Regions from separate parts of the Mus musculus genome. Here all the other regions are linked to region 3. The links are chromatin loops, found by intact Hi-C in ENCODE. Cell type or tissue: heart. All regions are shown on one strand. Region 1 holds the start of Rtp3 (receptor transporter protein 3). Region 2 overlaps Setd2 (SET domain containing 2). Region 3 holds the start of Tmie (transmembrane inner ear).

Region 1 (8,000 bases), 110 kb before region 3:
TCTCCAGCCAACAGACTTTATAGGAAATAGCAAAATCAGTTCTACAGTATAGTTTTTATCCTCTGGTCACAAGGTTAACTGGCTCTGAGCTCTGACCTTCTTATCTACTTGTGGTCCCCACAGGTCTCCCTTATTACTGTCTCTCTTTGTGTGCAGCGGGGTTTACATTTTCCCAAGGCCACTGAGCTTTGCATAACTCTTGAATTGCTAAGTCAAAGGTTAACTTAGAACAAACAAATCGGGCTGGAGAATGGCTCAGCGGTTAAGAGCACTGACTGCTCTTCCAAAGGTCCTGAAAATCCCAGCAACCACATGGTGGCTCACAACCATCTGTAATGAGATCTGATGCCCTCTTCTGGGGTGTCTGAAGACAGCTACAGTATACTTACATATAATAAATAAATCTTTAAAAAAAAAAAAAACAACAACAACAAATCATTGGCAAATGTCTGTGCTGAGCATCAGAGATGTATATGGATGGGCACACTCCTTTACAGTATGAAATACAAATGTACCCTTAAAGAACAGGATCTAAGAGCCCATTTCACTGCCCCTGTTACAACTAGACCACAAACTGGATGATTTAAGACAATAAAAATGTATCCTCACGGTTCTGCAAGCAAGACGTTCAAAAGTAAGTGGTCTGCAGTCCTTCTGCCCATTCAGAGGGTCCGGGGAGAAACTTCTGCTCTTCGGGTCCCAGGTGTTCCTTTGCTTGTGACAATGTAAGCCTAGTCACTGCTTGTGTCTCTGATGGTTCTTCTCCTGTGCTTCTGTGTCACACCTCCCTCTGCATACCATGGGAAAGATGCCTGCTGCTGGACTTTGACCTAGAATACATCAAACAGCATCACGTAACACAGTTCTGCTTAATGTGTCTCTTCCCAGCTTTGGGTTCCTAGCTGAGGGCCTGGTCAGTTTCCCTGGTCGTGTCTATAGGCTAGCCATTCCTTGTCCATCACACCGTGAACCGTGAACCACTGTATATCTGCCCCTAACAGCCTCAAGCCCCAACACAAGACAATGAAGGGCAAATGAAATATAGCCCCAGTGCTCCAAAACCCTCAAAAAATTTTCAATGAGCTTATCCATGAGAAGTCTAGTGCTAAAAAGTCTAGTGCTGAAGAGACAGCAGTTTCCAAGGGTAACATCCATTGCTAACGTCCATCGCTATTCATGGGAGCAACTGTGCCTGACGCCCATACTAGGAAAGGGTTCTCAACCCTTGCAGTGGGAGTCCAGCCACTCCTTTCTATGTTCCCGCCCAAGTGTACCCAGTTCTTCCCCAGTTTTACACAATCACAGGGGTATCATAGTATATAGGAGATGGAAAGTTAACCAAAAAGGAGGCTCCACCTATATAGCGATGGAGAAGTTGTGACTTAGCCATTGTGGAGTTTCCCAGGCTGCTATTAACAATTCCTCAGCCATGTTCCCATAAGTGATCCCCATAAACTCAGGCTAGACTCAGGGCAGAGGGTTACTTTGGTCTGTGGTTGTTGCCCTACCTGGAGTGACTAGACATCGGCTCATTTTCCCAGGAGAGGCTAATGCAAGCCTAAAGATGCTCCTGCTGTGCTCTGTAGCTACACTTTGCTGTTCCGTGTCCCTGGGCACGCTGTGTAGGCTCGCCTGGCATCCTTCTCCAGGTCAGGTTGTGAGTGACATGCAGTTTGGCCTTTCACCTGTCTTCTTGCTGCTATGCTATGTCCTGGTAGCCACAGAAACTCTAAATCTTGCAAAGAAGGTCTCTTCTCTTCTCTCGGGTCCTTAATTACATCTGAAAACACTCAAGTTTTCCACACACATTCACAAGTAGATACCTCATTTGGGATGTCACAATTCAACCCACTTGGGAAAGGTCCACAAGTCCTAACCATGGGCTCAGAGGTCTGAGCTGATAAGAGAGAACCTTGGATGTTGGTCTTGGGGACCCGCAGGGTATAGGATTGCTGGCTAACTAAGTTAAGGCTTTAGTAACATTCTAAACAAAAATTGGAGAGAGGGGGCTGGAGAGATGGCTCAGCAGGTAAAGAGCACTGACTGCTCTTCTGAAGGTCCTGAGTTCAATTCCCAGCAACCACATGGTGGCTCACAGCCATCTGTAATGGGATCTGATGCACTCTTCTGGTGTGTCTGAAGACAGTGTACTCACATATATAAAATAAATAAATCTTAAAAAAAAAAAAAAAAAAGAAAGAAAGAAAGAAAAGAAATTCTTAAAAAAAAAAATTGGAGAGAGGCAAAGATTTAGTTTCACTACCAACTTAGCTCTCCTGTATAATGCAGGAGAGGAGGCAAGCCACCACGAGGTGAGCAAAGGAAGGCATAGTTAATTCCTGCTGCACATGGAGGCCCTAACTGTTGTCTTGAACACAGAGCCGTTTCTCCTAAGGGGACTACGTGAGGGTCTAGCAGTCCTCTGCTTGTGCTTCAGTCACCTGACCAGTACAAGCTCAGTGACATCCCTGTGACTAGGCATTCACCCTTTTCCCCAGGAGAGGCTAATGCAAGCCTAGCTTTAAACCTTTGTTTAAAGCTGACCCAGTTTATGTTCAGTTGTTGACTTATCAACAGTGAGTCCACAGCCGGCACCACAACTAGGAACAAACTCCCCTAACATTTGTACTTTCCATATTAGAAACACAGTAGCCTCCTTTCTCTCGGAAATATGTCAGCACCAGCCCTAGGGACTGTCTTACACAGTGAGACCTCTAGGAAAGACCCCAAACATGTGAGGAGCATAGCACCATTGACCATAAATAGAGAACTCCTATTTATCGAAAGCCGGAATAAGCAACTGGGGGTTGGGGGTGGGGGAGAGAAGGATACCCCATAGTGAAAAGCTGAAAAGGGGGAGAGCCAAAAAATAGAAACTGAACTACCTTCCCAAATGATGTAGTTAATTTATAACTGAGCAAATAACATTGAGAAACTAAATGAAAGCAGGGAGAAAAGACCATGGTGTGAGTCTGGCCATAAAGCTGTGATGTAGGGCAGAGGCGGTCGGGAGAAGCCTGGAGAAACTCAGTTTCCAAACCACAGGAAGCCCCTCCCCCCTGGTTTCCTTCTTTTCTTCCAGGCTGCGGAGCGTCCAGTTTGGGAAGCAGCCAGGGCAATCAGTTGATAGGAAGACCCACCCTATCTGTGGATGGAATCTCGGGGTGTAGACACTCCCAATCTTGTCTGCCTTAAATAGAGTACTGCCTGATCCAACTGTGCTCCTCTCTGCCTTCCTCGGTTTAGGGTGATAGTGAGCCAACCTTCTTGTGGAGGAAGGCAATGGGTTCCTGTTGGTCTTGGACCAGCAGCCTTCCACTCATCTAGGGACACATCACCTAATCTCCCAGGCAAACACTGGCTGCACCAGCTTCGATTTCTGGTAAGTGGAAAATTTGGTTGGGCCGGAGACCTCCGGGGTCAGGCTGTGGTTGGTGGGCGCGGGGAACAGCTGGATGTCTACAGATCACCCACCATCCTCCTGAGATACTAGGTGTGACTGAGGACTTCCCAGAGTGTGGGACTCCCAGGGAGGCCTCTTTTGCCTCAAGTAGGAGCTCAGCAGCACAAAAGATGAAGATTTCCAAATGTTAAAACCAGAAAAGGCAAGAGTAGCCTCCAGCCCTTTCAGAGACTCTGCCAGAGGCCGCTCATCCCTGCTTTGGACTCCAGAACTTTCTCCCTCACTAGTGTATTGAGACCTTAAAAACCAAAGCTTGGAGTTTTGTGATTTCTTGTGGTTGTCCACTGCTGTCCTCTGAACTTGGGAACAGACTCAACTGACCTTTGTCCCTGGGACAGAAGGATCTGAACTACAGTCCCAATTCAGGTCCTCAGAGGGACTGCCAGCCTGAAGCCTTGCTGTCTGAGTGAACAATTCCCCTCTTGCCACAGATCTTTCTGGACCCAGAAGACCCTGCCCCAGCCTGGACCCAGCACTGTAGCCATGATGGAAGAAGACATAGGAGACACAGAGCAATGGCGACATGTGTTCCAGGAGCTAATGCAAGAGGTGAAACCCTGGCACAAATGGACCCTCATACCAGACAAGAACCTTCTTCCCAACGTTTTGAAGCCAGGATGGACGCAATACCAGCAAAAGACCTTTGCTAGGTAAGGGAGGTACCCATGCTAGAAGATTCTTGCTTATTTCTGACTGGTTTCTCTTCTCAGCTGTCCATGCTTGCACACTGAAGGACACAGGAAGGAATTCCAGCTTCATTAGGGACTGGGATTTCCCCTCCCCCATGACTGTGACCTTAAAACGGTGACAGAATCCAGGCTAGGATGAGACACTGTGGAAAAAGGAGGGAAGAATGGGGGCCTCATTTACTCAAGGGGAGGCCAGCCAACGTTTTACACTTTCTTTTCCAGGAGAGAAAGAGGGTGCCCCAAGGCCCAGGGATAGAGGTAGGAGAACATAGAGGTTAGAGACTCGGGATCTGTCACACCTGCTGCTGTCTGTGAGGGGACTGGACCATTCTCAGCCAAGAGATGTCTTGGGAGACTCCAGAACAAAGCCTCAGTTGGCTTATTTGAGAACTTGGGACTCAGGACTGGCACACAGCGGAACTGGAGTGCTGAGACCAGGCCCCATCTGTGGTTGGCTGCTGGGGACAGCTCAAGCCTGTATGAAAAACTGAGTGAGGGTAACTCTCAATTAGTGCTTTTCATGGGGCTCAGAGCTAGCTTGTCAGCATCTCCTCTCAGTTTATTGCCACATTTGCCCTAAGATGGCAGCCTAGGATCAAAACATAGTAAAAAAAAAAAGAGGGGGGAGGGGGGCTGGAGAGATGGCTCAGTGGTTAAGGGCACTGACTGCTCTTCCAAAGGTCCTGAGTTCAAATCCCAGCAACCTCATGGTGGCTCAAAACCATCTGTAATGAGATCTGATGCCCTCTTCTGGATAACAGCTACAGTATACTTACATGTAATAAATAAATAAGATAAATAAGTAAATAAATAAAAAAAAAGGGCCCTGGGACTGTAGCTCAATGGTACCTTTACTTAACATGTGCGAGGTCCTAGGTTCTGTGCCTAGAACTAGCCTGGGAGCTAGTCTGCCCAACCTCCTCCAATTCCTCATCTCAGACTGCAGATGCCCCTGTCTCAAGCAAAGTTAGGATCCACTGCTAAAAAAAAAAAATCCCAGGATTTAGCTAAACAATGGCTCCCAAGGTCACCTAAGCAAAGAAAGAGAAATCTCATAGCCTTGGGAAGATCTCACTGCTGCTCAAGTCTCATTGGCCAGCAGGTCCCGTGACCACAACATCACTGAACCGAGAGGGAGTTCATGAACTATTTGATGTGCAATAAATGTCTACGCCACACTGCAGTGTTCTGGCTTTGCACAACTCCTGTTCTAGCAAGCACAGGCTTCTTCCAGTCTTTCTTCACTGTTTCCAATAGGTATCAGAAAAAAAAACAAAAACAAAAACAAAACCCTGCCCTCCTGAGACAGGGTGTCATCCTGCACCTTGTTGAAGGCAAGCATTCAGAAATAATGTAAAATTCTCTGGTGCATGTAAGAAAAAGAATGAGTTGGGGGAGGGGAACCCACACAAGAAGAGAGAGCTGGAAGCCATGATCTCTGGGGATCCTACAGATCATGGAAGCCCTACCCCCCACCCCACCCCACAGCCCCAACCCCTATACCCCACACCTCAACCCCACCCCCACCCCCACCCCTACCCCACACCTCAACCCCACCCCCACCCCCACCCCCAAGACAAACAAAAGCAGGCAAACTGTCTCTGTAGGCAGGAGATTGCAACTCTCTCCCGGTCTGTCAGTTACCCTGCACCCATTTCTATCCACTTGTTGATTTTTAGCACAGGGGGCTATATAGATTATATATATAATATATAGTATTGGGGGCTGTTGCATGCATAGCCTTGAATACATTTACCTCAGTATCTGAAGAAACAGTGGCTTGGGGCTCAGTGACCAGAGCCCCAGTCCTAACTCTTAATCCCCAAGTCCTGGGCATGATGCGTTCCCAGTGTGTACTTTGACTCTGAAATGCACACACTGGGCTTAGCAAATGCCCTAGGTTCCTTCTGAGTCCGATGGTTTGTGTGCTGTTTGCACAGTAGGTACCTGGTGATGGTCCCAGGGCATGTTGGTGATACAGTGGAGATGAGAAAGAGGGGTCATTTGCTTCTCTCACCGTTCGTGAGAAACTCCTTCTCCCTCTGGCACCTGCCCACAGCTCAGCTGAAACTCTGGCCCTCTCCTCTACAGGTTCCACTGTCCTTCCTGCTCTCGAAGTTGGGCATCTGGCCGAGTTCTGATAGTCTTCCACATGCGGTGGTGTGAGAAGAAGGCCAAGGGGTGGGTGAAGATGAGGGTGTTTGCTCAGAGATGTAATCAGTGCCCCGAGCCTCCATTTGCAACTCCAGAAGTCACTTGGGACAACATCTCAAGGATCTTGAACAACCTGCTCTTCCAAATTCTGAAGAAGTGCTATAAAGAAGGATTTAAGCAAATGGGTGAGATTCCTTTGCTAGGGAACACCAGTCTCGAAGGGCCACATGACAGCAGCAACTGTGAGGCCTGTCTCCTGGGCTTTTGTGCTCAGAATGACTTAGGCCAAGCCTCAAAACCACCAGCACCCCCATTATCTCCTACCTCCTCGAAGTCAGCCAGGGAGCCCAAGGTCACTGTCACCTGTAGCAACATTTCCTCCTCACGGCCCTCCTCTAAAGTACAGATGCCCCAAGCATCAAAAGTGAACCCCCAAGCCAGTAACCCTACCAAAAATGACCCCAAAGTTAGCTGCACCTCAAAACCACCAGCACCCCCATTATCTCCTACCTCCTTAAAGTCAGCCAGGGAGCCTAAGGTCACTGTCACCTGTAGCAACATTTCCTCCTCGCGGCCCTCCTCTAAAGTACAGATGCCCCAAGCATCAAAAGTGAACCCCCAAGCCAGTAACCCTACCAAAAATGACCCCAAAGTTAGCTGCACCTCAAAACCACCAGCACCCCCATTATCTCCTACCTCCTTAAAGTCAGCCAGGGAGCCTAAGGTCACTGTCACCTGTAGCAACATTTCCTCCTCGCGGCCCTCCTCTAAAGTACAGATGCCCCAAGCATCAAAAGTGAACCCCCAAACCAGTAATCCTACCAAAAATGACCCCAAGATTAGCTGTACCTCAAAACCATCAACTACTCCAAGACTGACAATACAACAGCTGTCAGTAGTAAGCCCACCTGCCCCTGCCCCTACATGTGTCATTCAAATGCCTTCTCCCACTCCCATCGACGGCAGCAGAGCAGCAGATGTAGCAAAGGAGAACACCAGATCCAAGACCCCAAAGGCATTGCTCTCATCCCCTTTATACGTCCCACCCACTTCCTCCTATGTCCCACCCACTTCCTCCTATGTCCCACCCACTTCCTCCTATGTCCCGCCCACTTCCTCTTATGTCCCACCCACTTCCTCCTCAGTTATTGTGCCCATTTCCTCCTCGTGGAGACTACCAGAAAACACTATTTGCCAAGTAGAGAGAAACAGTCATATCCACCCGCAAAGCCAGTCTTCCTGCTGTGGGGCCTGCTGCGAGTCCTGGTGTGAGATCTTCAGGTACTCATGCTGTGAGGCCGCCTGTAATTGCATGTCACAGAGTCCACTGTGTTGCTTGGCCTTTCTAATCTTGTTCTTATTGCTGTGGTATTTATTATAAAATACAATATATGAGCCTTGAAAACAAAAACCAAAAGCTCTTGAGTGGGTAAACAAAAAGAATTACAACTTCCCCAAAAAGTCACACATTGCGTAATCCCCTTTATGTGAAAGGTCAATAAAATCAGTAGAGTCCAGAGGTGGCTACCAGGACTGGAGCAAGGGGAAAGTATAAAAGCCACGGTTTAAGCAATGTGACCTTTGTGGAGAAGAGCAATGAAGATATTTGGGGATTTGGTGGAAATGGTAGCAGCTTCTCATTAAAAGCCGCTGAGTTTTCTATCTTCAGATGGTTAGTCTCCTCAGACTGGAGA
Region 2 (8,000 bases), 340 kb after region 3:
TGTGGGCATCAGATGCAGACATGCATGTGACAAACATACATATGTGCAGGCAAACACTCAAAAGGCACAGAATAACAGCCAGGTGGCAGGGCAGCATGCTTTTAATCCCTGCATTTGGGATTATGATTATTTACTGTGAAGAATGAAAAGAAAAAAAAAGTTAAGTGTAAGGGAAGGTGATTCCTTAACAAGAAAAGACATAAAACTATCATTTGGCTGGCCTGTAACCCATGCATTCAGGGAGAGGCGGGATGATCACCAGCTCGAAACCAGACTGGGATGTAGTATACAAGGTCCTACCAGCCTCAGCTGTACAGTAAGTTAGGAACCAGCCTACATTACATGGGACTCTGAAACAAAAAGCTTTAAAAAAAAGGGTGTGTGTGTGTGTGTGTGTGTGTGTGTGTGGTAGCACATGCCTTTAATCCCAGTACTCAGGAGGCAGAGGCAGGCGGATTTCTAAGTCTACAGCCTGGTCTACAAAGTGAGTTCCAGGACAGCCAGGGCTATACAGAGAAACCCTGTCTCAAAAACAAACAAACAAACAAACAAACAAAAAAGGCACCCAGGCATGGTGGCACAAACACACATGGGAAGCACACCAGATTTCTGAGTTCAAGGCCAGCCTGGTCTACAAACGCAGTTCCAGGACAGCCAGGGCTACACAGAGAAGCTCTGTCCCAGAAACAAAGAAACAAAAAGGGCAGGGACTGGAGAGATGGACCAGATGTTAAAAGCATCTTCCAGAGGTCCTGAGTTCAATTCCCAGCAACCACATGGTGCCTCACAACCATCTATAATGAGATCTGACACCCTCTTCTGGTGTCTGAAGACAGCTACAGTGTATTCATTTATAATAATTATCTTTGGGCCGGAGCAAGTGGGGTACATACATAAAATAAATAAATTTTTTTAAAACAGAAAAAGACACACAATAAGTAACTTAGGACTAATGAGAAATGTGGACTGAGGTAAGAGACAGAGACAGATGTAAAAGAATGGTATAGGTATGACTAGAACCACAGGGAAAGCAATAGGGACTGTTCCCTGAACATTTAACTGAGTTTCAGAGCAATGCAGGTTGATTCACTGTTTATCATAGTGACATTGAGACTTCAAAGTTTAGAAAGTTTACAACAATGTGACCTTGACCACTGATCAGACTTGAATTCTTTGAAGATCTTTATTAGGAAATAATTACAGTCACAAGAAGTATCCTTGTGGGGCTGGCGAGATGGCTCAGTGGTTAAGAGCACCGACTGCTCTTCCGAAGGTCCCGAGTTCAAATCCCAGCAACCACATGGTGGCTCACAACCATCGGTAACGAAACCTGATGCCCTCTTCTGGAGTGTCCGAAGACAGCTACAGTGTACTTACATATAATAAATAAATCTTTTTAAAAAAAAAGTATCCTTGTACTCTTTACCCAACAACTCTCTTCAACAGTAACCATACAAGCTTAAGTATAATATGAAACCAGGAAACTATTATAGGTCCAAATTCTAGTTCGATTTTTGTTGCTGAGATAAAACAATGACCCAAAGCAACTTAGTGGGAAAGAGTTTATTCAATTTACATTTCTAGGTTACAGTCCATCAATCTGGGAAGTCAAGTCAGGAACTTAGGCAGAAACCATGGAAGAACATGTTTTGTTTGAGGGTTCAGGCTCAGTTAGCTTTCTTATACAGCCCAGGACCATCTGCCCAAAGAATGGCGCTGCCCACAGTGGACAAGGATTTCTGTAGCCATGTGTATATTAATAAATGATTTGTTCTACTTACATGTTAAACCTGGTGTTGTCTGGCTACTCAAATAAAGTATACAATTAATAACTATTTATCAAGAAGCCAAATATCAGACAAAATAATCAAAATGTAAGTTATACCATGTCTTCACAAAGAACATTTAGGACCACTGTATAGCCCTTCCAAAAGAGAAGGTCTAAACTATACTTGGCAAGGAAGTGGGCAGTTGCAAGAGCTATATAAGTCAGAAACTACCACTTGCTCCAAATTCTTGCAAGCCCACAGCAGTGTTCCCAGTAAGCAGCCCTTCTATCAGCCTGCTTGCACAATTATATTCTTATCAACACCCACATCATCCCAAAGCTATTTTCACTACCATGTTAGCATTTGACAGAAAAAGCACTCTAAAATAAAAGGCAGCTTTAGGAACTCACACCAACTTTAGAACTCAATTTGAGTAACCATTTACTTACTCAGCTGGAAAAGACACTAAGCAACCACTAGGCCAGAACAAAATGGGGGGGGGGGGGGGGCTACCAGGCCTTATTGTTTTTAAAATGCTTCATCTGTATTCAGCAAATACAGGTAATCACAAACTACCTCCAAATTTATTAAAATACATAAAGAAGATCCTGGTATCTTGTCTCTCCAACAGCTCAGCCAAAAATGAATTCCAAAAAAATTGAGGAGCAAACTGGGGTAAAATGCCCCACTAAGTAAAAAGGCTCACCACCTCAGTTTGAACTACAACTCAAGTTAGAGGGGAGAACTACCTCCCCAAGTGGTTCTCTGCCCTCCACACCGCAGCATAGCATTCACATGCCCACTTCACAGACACATAGATTACTCCCTCATTTCCATACAAATGCACAGATAACAAAATAGAGGGAAGTAATACAAATAGAAAATTTTCCATTACTTGTTAATCTAGGCTAAAATTATAGTACAATGGCTCACATCTATAATGCAAGTATTTGTTAAATTGAGTAAGAAGGACTGTAAAGTCTCAAAATAATGTTATACCATTACAACCTGAGATGCTGGAGTAGAAAGTGGGCTTTTCTACCATTGGTTCTGTGCACATGGCTATAGTCCCAGCCCCAGCACTTTAGGGACCAATGTTAGTGGGATAACAATTTCCAGGCCAGCTTAGGCTATACAATATAACCCTGTCTCAAAAAAAGAATGAAACACACAAGCTAGATTTTTCTCAAAAAGAAATCTAAATCTGATTATTGGTGATTCTAGATATAAACAATCTCCAAATCTTACAATAGCTTTTAATCCAGTATAAAATAAGGCCCTACTCTATAGTTCTAGTGAAAGAATAACAGGAATGATGAAGTTGGTCAGCCTTGAGACTAACCAAGCTGGTCATCTTTTGCTGTCATTCAACATGACTATTCTATCGTCTCAGCAAAAGTGACAAGATTCATGCAACAATAACAAATACTAGGGTTATACTAGGGTTAAAAGTTATTACAAATACCTATTAAGACTAGATCAGCCAGGTATAGTAGCAAACAACTTCAATTCCAACACTGAGGAGGCCGAAGCAGTCAGATCTCTGTGAATACGAGGCCATTCTGGTCTACAGAGTGAGTTCCAGGGCAGCCAGGGCTTTGTAGAGAGACCCTGTCTAAGAGAGAAATAAAGATGATGATGAAGATGAAAAAAAAAATCAACTGTAGGATATGTGGCCTTTAGGAGGCAGAAGCAGGTTTATCTCTGATCCCAGCCTGGTCTACACAGCAAGTTCCAGGCCAGCCAAGGCTATATCATGAAATAGACCCTTTCTCAAAAACAAAACAAGAAAAAAGAAATAAAAAAAGAAAAGATAGAAAAGGAAGGAAGGAAGGAAGGAAGGAAGAAAGGAACTCATGTTGGCCATAATGGTGATTTTAATCTATGCAAATTTTTAACCACTGCTCTCTATCACCATCATTATTATCATTTCTTTAAGTCAGGGTCTTACTAAGATGCTAAAGCTGGCCTTGAATCAACTCAGTAACACAACCATGCCTTGAATATTTATTTGATCCTTCTGCCTCAGACTACTAATCAAGTAGGATTACTGGTCTATACCATCAAACCTATCGGTGGTGTACACTTGCAATCCTAGCCCTTAGAAGGCCAAGGCAGAAGTTGAAGGTCACCAGGAGATGCCAGTGAGATCCTGTCTCAAAAGCAAATAACAAGAGGCTTACATAACTAAACCTTAACAGTGGCGCTTCAAAAGAGTATTCCTTGCCAGGAATGGTGGCACACCTATATTCTCAGCACTTAGGAGGCAAAGGCACAACAACCATGGAGTTCACACTAGCCTTGACTACCTACTAAGATTTTATCTAAACTATACACCATGATGAATTTTTGGTCTATAATGACTGTCTTAATAATCTCATCCAGTCTGGTGGTTTGTATATTACCTAAATAGATGACTACAAAACTATCTCCAGTTTAGACCTTTCCCCTGAAAACCAGACTAACAAAACAATCCAACCCAAATGTCTAACAATCATCTCCACTTACTGTGCCTAAAAAGGCACTACTATTCCCAGCTTGCTCTTGACATCATCCCTAGTTCATTGGACAACAGATTTCTAACTGCTCAGACCAAAAACCTTACAATCATCCTTATTTTCTCTCACATACCACCTGTGTCATTCATTAAACCATGTTAGCTTAATCCTCAGCATCCATCCATTTCAGCCACCAGCAGCTCTCCTTTCGCTTCTTTACAAGTCTTCCTTCAGGCCTCCACTCTGTTCCTCTTTGGGATACTATAAATGATCCTCTGATCAACACTCACGGTGGGTGCACATGCAGCCCCAGCTACTCAGTCAGCTGAAGCAGGAAGATCATTTGAGCTCAAGAATTCAAAGCCAGCCTGGGTTCCTCTAAAAAAAAATAAAATAAAATCAAACAAAAAAACCCAGCCAAATCTTTAGAATGGCTCTACAAAATTTTATGAAACTCCGCACCCCTCCTACTGTGAACCAATTGACTATCACTTTCTCATTTCATTCTGGCCACACTGAGCAGCTTATACTACACTGGCACTTAGGGTTAGGGTTAGGATTAGAGTTAGGTGATGGTTACTGACCGCCCTGCCACTCCCTCAACTCTCCACACAACATAGACTCAGATATGTCCCATCTCAACTTACTCTCCCAAGGATGCTTACCAGCTTACCCCATTTTATACTGTGACTTAACAGCAAATCACCTGTATCCTATAGGACTTTCCAAAGCATTTTACCTTTGGCCATTCTGTATAATGTATTGTTTACAGGCCTCATTAGGATGTAAACTGCACAAAGACAAAGTTTTGCTGAATACATCAATTACTCCTACAGTATCAACCTTAGTCAAGATAGGCCTATGTTTAAAACAACAAACAACCCCAACAACAAACACTTTTTATCATGTTTGTCTCCTTGAGTAGGACAGGTCCTGGAGGACTCTGATTGGTTGTGCTATGCCCTCACTATGTACCCCTGCACTATATGGAAACCTAGGCAGTTACTCAAATGATTAGAGCCACTTCACTTTAATACAATGTGATTTATACTGCAAGAAAAATCCAAGGCCTACACACATGCAACTACTTAAAGAGTGAGTGGAAGACAATACAGACCATCTGGGCCCCAACTCAAGCTCCAATCAAAGCAAATTTACATTTCACCTCAACTTCTCTTTTTCAAAGAACCATTTGAAACTAACCCAAGTCTGAAAGGGAAGGACGGCCACTTCACAACCAGTTTTCCCCCACAGTCACACCTCTCAAATTTCCCTAATAACTCCAGCTAAAGGTACTTACTTGCACACACACTGTGCCAAGAGCGAAGGGTTCAGGTATTATCTCATTCAATTTTCTCCAAAGCCCCAGAAAGTTGCTAGCATTGGGATAACTACTTGCAAAGTGAGAAAACCCAAATGTAAAGACAAAGCCATTCGCTCAAGGTTAAACTCCTGTTTAAGAGCTCACAGGGTCTGCTAATGCTTCACTCTTCTTTCCTGGCCAGGCCTCATTTTCTTTCCATGTAAAACAGGTAATACTGTTGTTCAAGATGCCTGCCAACACCGTCAGGCCAGTATTAAGAAAACATTCTATGACCTATACAAGTTAATAAACAGTATCAGAGCTTACTTGACACTCTAAAGCCAAGAGAGCAGTAAAGTACGAGACCAGGAGAGACACTGAGCATCCCCTCCTGTGCACAGTAAAGGCAGACTTCTCCACGTTGTCACATATTATGAAAAATGTTTTCCTCCAATAAAAAAAGGATGTAATCCTTAGAGCTTTGAAGCTTCACTGTGCAACCTGGAAAGTCACTGCATGGCTCTTTGCCCTTCCTGGGGGGCTAGCACATGACTTTGTACATGATAAGCACGCAACCTACATTAATTGAATGATACAAATTCCTTTTGAGGTTTTTCAAGTCTCAAAGCAAAAACCTTTAAGTGTTATTCCAAAGCCAAAAACCCAGGAGAAGACAAAGCCATGCTGGTTTCCTACTACAAGTAAGAGATGAGCTTTGCTGTAAGAGCACATCAAGCCTTCGCAGAGGTGGTCTGGGTACCAAGATTATCTGTCAAGTAAAGACAAACTAAGATGGGCCACTAAAGGGCTTCTGTAAACTTAGAAAACAAGTATAAAACTACTCAGGCTGTTCTTGGGTCAAAAACAGGATTGTCAAAATTTTCCCAATGAAATTTTATTTTAAGGCAACATGAGGATTTTGCTTTGTGTGTGGAGATAACACTCCAACAAAATAACTTTTGTGTTACAACACTAAAGAACTATTAAGTAAGATCCAAATGTTTCTGAGCCAAGGTGAAAAACTTTGGCAAAGGTTCCCCCAAAAATGTGTAATGTGGTAATTTAGTGAAAAGTTTTGTTTTTCACTAGACATCCCTTCAAACCTTAACTTGGGAATGAATTTTGTTGCTATGTGCAGACATCAATACAAGCAAATTGAGGTAAAACAATGGTTTTTCTTAGTTGTCAGCACCTGCAATCCCAGCACTGAAGAAGCTGAAGAGGAAGGATCCCAGGTTCGAGGCCAGCCACAGTAAATTCAAGAGCAGCCTAGGCAACAAGGTGAAACCATTTATCTAAAAACAACAAAATGATCTTGTGAGGGCTTAGGGAAGCTTCGCACGGACTCCTGACTCTGAAGTGGAAGCTTGCTTTTTTACTTATGTTGTTGTTTTGAGGAAGCCTGCCTGCAATCCTAATTCAGTTGGTATCTCAGGTGTACACCACCATCTGACACCCAACAGAAATATAAAAATGCCCTAGGTGTACTGAAAAGAAACTATACGACAAAACTGTATTTCGCTTTACAAGTACACTATCTTCTTTAGAGAAGACTATACAAAGGGTCTCTTAACTAAATCTTCACACGCAGTAAAGCCATCCTTGTAGATAAGATTCTAGATTCTATTACCTAAGAAATAGGACGCCAAAGTGTTCAAGCATCATAATCAAGAAATGTTTGCCAGGTTTTCACTTTCAGGTTAAAAAACAAAACTGCTGTCACCTCAACAACGGGACCAGACAAACCTTGCCACCATTACAAAACCCAAGCGCCAAAGGTGCAGAATATGAAGCTCATCGCTCTACTGGGCCAGAATTGAGTGTCCAAGGAGGAGGGAAAACAAAAAACAAAAATAATATCAAAACCGGGAATGCAACGCGGGTCTCCTCCGCGGATCGAAGCGGGGAGACGCGCGGTAGGCCCTTCCGGTCCGAGTTGCCGTCACCGATAGGCCGGGCGATGGGCCGAGCTTCCACCCGAGCCCGAGGATTCTCGGCCTACACGAGCCGGCGCCCTGACGCCGGCGTCGGCCTTTGCGGCGCCTCGGACTATGCACCGTGGTTTGCAACAGAAGCCCGGGACGCCACCGAGTGTCCTGGAGGAGCTGCGCGGAACGCCGAACCTAAGCAGGCCGACCGAGGACGCGGCAACGGCAGAGGAGGCCGTGGCCGCCCCTCCCCCACCGGGCCGCCCGCCCCAACCGCCGCGGCGACGCGAGCAGCCTTCTCCGCGCCAGGCCCAACCGCCGGGCCAGCCGAGGCCAAGCGAGGCGGCCTCCAGGAGCTCCGCCCGGCCTGCCCTCCACCACGACCGCGAGAAGCCGCCCGGGGCCCGTTACTCCGCGCGCCGCCACCGGTCAGGACGCGCCGCCCTCGGGCTGGAGCGACCAACGACAGCGGGAGACCGCGGAGCAGAGACTTACTCAGGGG
Region 3 (8,000 bases):
AAGGCCCATAATCACCTACATCAGAGTCAATCAGTGAGTCCAGCTTCTCACAGAGAGGAGGTCTCTCCTGGCCACTGACCCTGCCCTGCTCCCTGCCCCAGAGGGAATAAAAGCTGAAAACTACCAAGGGAAGCATCGCTTCCCGCCCGAAAGCATGTGTTCTTTCAGCCTAGTTTCGGCCTGCTCAGACACTCCATGAACCCAGGCACCCAGGGGGATAACTACCTCATCGTTCTTTGTCCTGGATATCTTTCCACTGAAAGGCCCCACTCAGGGACTCTGTGATCTTTGGGGCAAGGGGCACAGATGCTATCAGCTATCAGATAGGTTGAGCTATATCTGATATGCTATCAGATATCAGCTCAACAATATGCTGATATCCAGACTCAGGGTCCTTGTCACTAAATAGAGCTCAGTAAGCCAGGGGAGATCTGATACAACAGCAGTCTGGAGGCCTCCTGATGAAGCCACCGGGGAGACAAGAGGACAGCAGAGTGTAGTGGGGCACACCCAGCACTGGGGAGGCAGAGGCAGCAGGATTTTGCTATGGACTCCAGGGCAGTAACCTAAGATATGACCTTATCAGAAAGGAAGGGGGAAAGAGAAGGACTGAGGAGAGGAAAGGAGGGAGAGAGGGAGGGAGGGAAGGAGGGAGGGAGAGAGAAAAAGGAACAGGAAGAAGACAGCTTAGTAGCAAGGAAAAGTAAAAGTTCGGGGCTGGAGAGATGGCTCAGCAGTTAAGAGCACTAACTGCTCTTCCAAAGGTCCTGAGTTCAAATCCCAGCAACTACATGATGGCTCACAATCATCCATAATGAAATCTGATGCCCTTTTCTGGGGTGTGCAGGGTTGGAGCGAGCAGGGTCAGAGCAAGCAGGGGCTGGAGCGAGAGCTAGAAAGTTGGCTCAGCGGTTAAGAACACTGACTGCTCTTCCAAAGGTCCTGAGTTCAAATCCCAGCAACCACATGGTGACTCACAACCCTCTGTAATGAGATGGTATGCCCTCTTCTGGTGTGTCTGAAAACAGCTACAGTGTACTTACATATAATAAATAAATACATCTTAAAAAGAAAGAAAGAAAGGTTCATTGAAATGTCTGCCCAGCCTGTGAGGATGGCCCACCTTCATTGGCCGGCAGACAAGCCTCACTTTGCCTCAGTCAACCCTGAAGATCATGCAGAGCTTCAGAACGAGGGAACAGGAGATCACACATCAGACTCAGCAAGACAAACCTGGTGACAGGTGACAGAAGGGCAATGAGAAAACTCAGCACGGACAGGAGCCCAGCCCCTGTAAGTCCACCTCCCCCAACCAGACTGAGCAGGATAAGTGGGTCCCACTCAGGAACAGGGTCACTGAGGTAGGCAGGCAGATCAGCTGCCCTAACTGAGCGATCTTAAGCAAGCTGCAATACAGCATCCTGACTCGAGGCACAGGTAGTGAGGAAGCATGTCTGAACCTAGTCCACAGCTGGGCTGTCTGTGGCCCTGCTCAGGCAAAGCCTCCCAAAGCCAGCCCTCACTGTCTTCACTTGGCAAGGATGTTCATCTGCCCAAGTGGCCTGACCCGGAGGGACGCCTCGGGGTGGGGTTAAAGCGTTTTCACTCTGCCTTGTCCTGACACTCTGAAAACGTTTGAAATGAGCAGACTGGGGTGAGTCAGATGTCATCGGGGTGGCCAATGATGGGCAGGTAGGCAGGCACCCCAAATGTCATGAGAGCATCACAGGTCCCTGGCAGAACCTAGGGCTCAGGAGAACTGGCTGCAGAACAGAGCAGGGCGGGGACCTCAGAACTCTGGCCCAGACATTCCTGCCCCACCTTTCCTGCTGCAGTTTGGCTGCATGGGGAGGAGGAGAGACAGGAAAAGGAAGCCGCTAGACACCCAACAGGAGCCATCTTTGCTGGCAGTAAACATAGTGCCTCCCCCCAAACACAGACAAGCAGAGGGTGAGGAGGACAGACTCGGGATCCTCTGGTTCGGCATCTGGTTTCCACTGGCCATGAGAGCCCAGCTGAGGGACTGAGGTGGGCCAAGTGACCTGGGCCTCCCTGACCCTCAACCATGTTTCCAGACATTGATAGACTGGAACGTCTATCCCTATAACCTTGAACTACCCTGGTACCCTGCCCACATTTAGCCGGCTGTCCACAAGAGATCCATCTCAGCCTGATATGTCATAGCTTACCCATCCCTGGTCCTCTCTGAAAAGGAGATCTAACTAGACCAGGACATTTCAGACTCCTGTGGTTGCCCCTCAAAAGAATAAACTGTAGAGAGACGCTTCTCTTGGCATGGATAGACTGGACCTGGGTAGATACGACAGACCCAGATTAGCAGCCACTAACTCTATAGTAGTACCTTTTAGGTCTGTGGTCCCAGAAGGATTTCCACCCCCAGGAAATCACATCACCAGAGGAAAGGGCAGACATTAAACATGGATGGTAAAGGTGGCCCAGGAAGGCTACATCTGGAGTCTGATATAGAAGTCTCCCAGCTAGGAGCTAGAAGCGGTGTCGTGAGTAAAAGGCCAGACACGAGTGTTTGAGAGTATGAGCCAGCAAGAATATTCTCTCTAGCCCTGGGCCCAGCACCCATCCCATAGCCCTCTGGTCAACAACACGGCTTCCTCATACTCTCCCTCCTGCCAACTCTGGGGTCCTGAGTGGCAGGCTGTGCAAACGGTGAATTTGAGGCATGGAAAGTCCAGGAGGGTGTAGAGATACTATCTGTAGATCAGGTGCAGAGCTCAGACCCAGGCCCCTCACTCCCAGCCCTAACAGGCTCACGAGAACTAAGTGGCTCAGAGGTGCTGGGTGACTCACTGAGGTACACCCAGCATTCCTAGTAGGGCCCAGCCTCCCTTCTCACCCCGGGTAGACTTGGTTCAAAAGCTGCAGGGTGAGGCCAAAAAAGTTAAGCTGGGTGCACAGGTGACTCAGCTATTGTCCTTGTGGCCATCTAAACAGTAGCTAGACCTTTCCCTTGCATTCTTGGCCTCTGTCCACACCAGATCGCTCCCAAGCAGGGTCACTGGGGCCTTCCCTGCCCTCACCCAGTTCTGGCCCCTCAGGCCCCTTAAGCCGCACCCTAGCATGGCACTCACTCTGGTATTTCCTGATCTGGAGTGGCATGGACCTTATTTCTGCTTTTCCTGGACTATGCTAGAGGCCCATTAATCAACCTACATGCCCGGTGGGCAGTGGAGAAAGTGCTCCAGGCAAGTGCACAAAACTGTCACACGGGCCCTCCAGTCTTCAGCCCCTTCTCTGCCTCTCTTGCCCTACATGCCTCCCAGTCTCCGCATTAGCTTTTCCCGACTGCATTAGTCAGTTCCAAACTACTCTGCTCCAACATTCGGACATCCGTCTAGGCTCCTCCCAGGCAGGCAACACCACCTTTTCGGCTTCTCTGTCAGCCCTTCCGCCCTGACCAGCCAGGTCACCTGCTCCTGGCAGCCTCTCTCCCTCTGGGTGATAAACTCGCACCTGGGTTCTGGCCTGGACGCAGGGCACGGTGCTCGCGCTCCGCACTGCTGCTAGGGGTTGGACCCCGCGCTGCGTTTAAACCGGAGCCGGGCGGCCACGGGACCGGGAGGAGGAAGCTGAGACCGAAGATGGAGGGCTCGTGACCATGGCAGCGGGAGGAGGAGAGAGCCCCCACCCGCAGCTGAGCTCGTGGGGCAGCGGACCCCGCCCACCGACGCGCGCTCTTACCTGCGCTTTGCGCCGCGGTGCCCCGAGTGGCCGCGCAGCTCCGCGCCGGGCCGCCCTTCCTCTCCGCGCCCCGCCCCGAGGTGTTGTTCGCGCGGGGGCGTCTCCGAGGAGGCGGGGCTCGGCCTCGGAATGTCCCCAAGCCAACAACTCTCTCCCAGAGCCTCTCCCGCCAGACTGCGAAAGCTCCCCTTCGGTCGGTCCGCGAGCTCCCCAGGATCGCACCCTGGCTGTCTTTCGCCTTTTACCTCCCTCTCCAGATCCGAGGACGGCAGGCAGTGCCTGGGGCCACCCCGATTTCCTTACCCACCAACTCTGCCCAGGCTGTAGCTCTGAAATCTTGCCGACCCCCTTTGGGTCACTGGGCACCCCCCCCCCCTCACCCTCACACACCCGCGAAGGAGCCCTGGGTAGATTCGGGAAACTTGTTGCTTAGAGCAGTTGGCCATGATGATCCGAAGACCCTGAACTGGGCATGCTTTGGTAGCAGCTACTGCTGTGTGTAACCTTGAAGGAGGCCCCCTGCATTCATTCCGGGTACAGCCTGAAGCTGGCCAGTTTCCTGTGCCAAAGCCTTCGACCTTGGAAAGAGCAGCGCAGTTCCAAACCAAAGTCTTGGAAGGAGGAGGGACCATGGTTCAAACCTGTAACAAAGAGGCCTGCTGTCCAGCTGCCGGGCTCCCTTTTGGCCAGCAAGCAAGTCACCCCTCCACCTGCAGTGGCACCCGGCCTCTAGGAGCTGCTGACTAGCCTGGCTGAGTTGCTTCTAAGCCTTCCAAGCCTGAGTACAGAGAGAAGCCTGGGGAGGAGACAGCTGTGAAAGAGCAAGGATAGTCCACCTGCCCCCTACCCAAGTTTTGGACAGCCTCCATGCATTCTGCCAGAGAGAAAAGAGACTTCTAAGAGTTTCTCAGAAGGGGCCTGCCAACTTCAGCATCCCTGGCTCCCTTGGGGTGCTTTCTGGTGAGCATTTAAGTTCTGCCAATCTGCCCTACAGTGGCAGGCTCCAAGTTTGTTGCCCAAGAACCCTACCGCGGTTGCTGCTCTTGTTCACTTCCCTGCTCCAATCTTGGTCTCTCCATCGTCAAGAACCCTCCCGAGCCTCTTCTTCCCTCTCCACTCGGCCAAAACATCTCCTTCCTTCCAGCCTTTTCTTTCTTTCTTGTAAATACTTTTTTAAAAGATAAATGTATTACAGGTTCTTTTTTTTTTTTTTCATGTATGATGTGTATGTATATCCATGCAGGAGTGTGTGAGTGTGTGAGTGTGTGTGTGTGTGTGTGTGTGTGTGATGTTTGGCTGTGTCTCCTCTGGTGCTTTTTTTTTTTTTTGAGACAGCCTCTCATAGGCCTTCACCTAACCACATAGACTAGACTGAGTGCCCAGTGAGTACCTGACTGTCCCTGCCTCCCTGTAATGGGATTACAATTGTCTGCCACCACACCTTGCTTTTTCACATGGGTTTTGGGGATCATGCCTACATGCAAGTACTGAACTGAGGTGACACCTCAACCCCAGCTTTGCTGCTTTCAATACTCTCCTGTGTACCCCGCTCCCACCTCCCCTACCCCCGAGGATGCACCATCCCCCAGATACCTACTTCTCTAACCCCTGCCCTCTGCCTGCCTGGGAGGAAGAAAGGGGCATCCCAGCTTCCTTCATGAGATGCGACGACTTTCTCATCCACTCAGCCTTCTCACATGCATCCCCACTCCTTGTTCTGTTATCTGCCTCGAGGCAAGGCCTACCTGGTATCTCTTCCAGTTAGTCCTTGACAGAGGGCCGGATTCTGCCCCACTCCCCCGGTAGTACCCAAAGTTTGAGATCTACTGAATCCCCTGCCCTTCCCCACCTCATCACAGGGCTCCTGTTTCAGCTCCTCACAGATTTGCACATGGCATGTGCATGTATACAGTTCCCCATGGGAGGCATGTGGCCACATATGTACTCAGCTGGGCCACACATCTCCATGGTAGCAGCCCCATTCGTGGGCACTTGTGCATCCGTGTCCAAGGACATAGACTGACACACAGACATAGAGCCACATGCAGAATGCAAGGCCCTTCCCTACGCACGCACCAGTGTCTTACCACATTAGCTCAGGTTCATGCACATACAGGCTGGGCTCAGCCCTGAGCTATTCTGGGTCGGGCTTAGGGCCAACAAGTTCAGGAACAGCCAGCTCCCAGCACTCCCAGCTGCTGTGTCACTGGCCCAGGCTATCTAACTCCCACCCCCACCTCAGGCTAAGTCCATGGTGGCCTGGATCCTAGCCTGGCTCTGTGACTGGGTTGTCCATTCACTACCCCTCAGCTTCTCCAAAGCTAGGCCTTGAGTTCCATTATATCAACTCCATGAAAGGAGTGTCCACGGGGTCTCCTGGCCATTGCCCAGTTCCCTACCCATGGCTTCCAATGCAGAAGCCCTGGAGGCTGACTTTGGTCCCCACAGGAAACCCATCAGACATAAAAATAGTACTACAGGGACAAGTAGTATTTGTCATGCCAGTACACATGCCACCACACAGGAAGGAATGCCCTCTTCCAGGGAGCCAGAACTCCCCCACCCCAGCTTTGATGTGCCCAGCTGGTGGGGGTGCAGGGGCATGTTGAGGGGACCTGGTAAGAAGCCATACAATACCAGAGGTTGTCAGAGGCCTGAATCAGAGGCAGGAGACTGAGTTGAGTGTTGCAATTTCTGAGGTCTAAGGCCAAACAGAGCTCCTCCCTGCGACTCCTCCCTCACTAGAGAACAGGGTAGATCTGGCAAGATGGCTCAGCCAGAAAGTGCAAGCAGGCAAGTACTGGACACCCTGGCAACCTGAGATCAGTCTAGAGAACCCATAGAAAACTACCAAGGGGAAAGCTACTCCACAAAGTTGGTCTCTGATCCCTACATGGCATGCACTCGGTACACACACACACACACACACACACACACACACTAATAAATTAAGGGCTGTAGGGCATGGTGGCACAGGGCTTTGACCTAGCACTCTGGAAGCCAAGGCCAGTAGACCTCTTTGAGTTCAAGACCAGCCTGGTCCACATAGCAAGCTCCAGGCCAGTCAGTGTCACATAGTTTTTCCTCAAAGGAAAAAAAGAAAAACAAAACAGAAAATGGAGGAGACATAGAGTCACTGCAAAGGCCAGCATCCTGACCACGGTGTATGCAAGTTTCATTTTCACTGGAAAACTGGAAACACCCTAAACGTCTAACAATAGAACACTGATGGCCTGAGATCTATGGATTTGCTTTCCTTCCATAGAGCCTTCCACAATGACAGTAAAGACTGGCATTTAGCATGGCTTCACATGGACCTGCTTAGCAGACAAGGACTGATGGTTAGGTAACCAGCTGTGGGCCAGAGTTCACAGCCATCCGCATCAGTAAGGTGCTTTGCTTTGTCGCTTCATTTGGTTTGGTTTGTTGTTTAGTTTGGTTTGGTGTGGTTTGGTTTGGTTTGGTTTTGAGACAGGTCTCATGGTGTCCAGGCTGGGTTTGAACTCCTGATCCTCTAGCCACTTCCCAAGTGCTGAGTTTAAGCTTTAATGACTACAGATGTTATATTTTTAAAAATGCAACAAATTTATAAGAGGTATAATTTGAAAACTTAATTATTTAAATTCTCTTACATTCACTATGTTTTGTGAATTTTGAATAACATCCCTGTTGGCCAACTTCTTCAACTTCAGAGGGGGAAAAACAAGAAATTTAAATAAGTAAGCGTTCAAATGCTATTTCTTCTGTCTTACTATGTAGCCCTGACTGGCCCAGAACTCACTATGTAGACCAGGCTGACCTCAAACCCACAGTGATCCTCCTGCCTCTGACTCCTAAGTGCTGGGGTTATAGATGTATGGCATTTACCTTCAATTATCAAATGGTATGTCTTATAAGTTCATAGCTTTTATACTTATTTGGTTATTAGCACTTAAAACTACTACACTAAGACTTTTCAGACACCCTGTTATTCTAAGTCAATTGAATTTTGAAGCCTATAAGATAGTATGACAGTATCATGTGCCTGTGTGTGTGTGTGTGTGTCACACACACACACACACACACACACACACAGAGAGAGAGAGAGAGAGAGAGAGAGAGAGAGAGAGAGAGAGAGAGAGAGACCTGGAAGAGATGTAGCATGCTTCTGTCTCTGTCTCTGTCTCTCTCTCTCCTCCCTCTCCTTCCATTTGTTTTTATTTATTTTTTCAGTGCTGGTGACTGAACACAGGCAAGTGCTCTGCCATGAAGCCACAAGTCCAGCTGGCCTTACTTTTTGGCAG

Evidence for each region. Peaks named below come from ENCODE experiments on the same cell type or tissue, not always from the same donor. Only the 100,000 strongest peaks of a DNase experiment are listed, where the experiment ranks them.
Region 1: a loop joins it to region 3, with 5 times the contacts of the local background. A loop is called at or near these places in 2 of 42 quality-filtered maps.
Region 2: it touches region 3 in a loop (3-fold over the local background); 2 of 42 quality-filtered maps call a loop at or near these places.

The regions. Positions count from the first base shown.
Region 1 is chr9:110,985,558-110,993,557 of GRCm38, reverse strand. It overlaps Rtp3 (receptor transporter protein 3), which reads left to right and starts at 3,845. Exons shown (of 3, transcript NM_153100.2): 1 at 3,845-4,113; 2 at 6,244-6,844; 3 at 7,031-8,000. The coding sequence starts at 3,947. The coding sequence ends at 7,687. Gm10030 (predicted gene 10030) reads right to left here and starts at 4,059. Exons shown (of 7, transcript NR_152179.1): 1 at 1,509-4,059; 2 at 610-830. In heart, no CTCF peak of the experiment used is centred here; DNase peaks (open chromatin) are centred at 3,117 and 7,427.
Region 2 is chr9:110,532,746-110,540,745 of GRCm38, reverse strand. Setd2 (SET domain containing 2) reads right to left here. Exons shown (of 21, transcript NM_001081340.2): 1 at 7,994-8,000. Among named protein-coding and RNA genes, the nearest start is that of Setd2, 4.1 kb to the right of the region's middle. In heart, no CTCF peak of the experiment used is centred here; a DNase peak (open chromatin) is centred at 7,665; H3K4me3 peaks cover 1,862 bases; H3K27ac peaks cover 1,243 bases.
Region 3 is chr9:110,875,947-110,883,946 of GRCm38, reverse strand. It overlaps Tmie (transmembrane inner ear), which reads left to right and starts at 3,874. Exons shown (of 6, transcript NM_146260.3): 1 at 3,874-4,677. Als2cl (ALS2 C-terminal like) reads right to left here and starts at 3,773. Exons shown (of 27, transcript NM_001146059.1): 1 at 3,718-3,773; 2 at 1,124-1,233. In heart, a CTCF peak has its summit at 3,701; DNase peaks (open chromatin) are centred at 1,826, 3,006, 3,736, 5,886 and 3 weaker places; H3K4me3 peaks cover 1,590 bases; H3K27ac peaks cover 1,469 bases; H3K27me3 peaks cover 4,629 bases.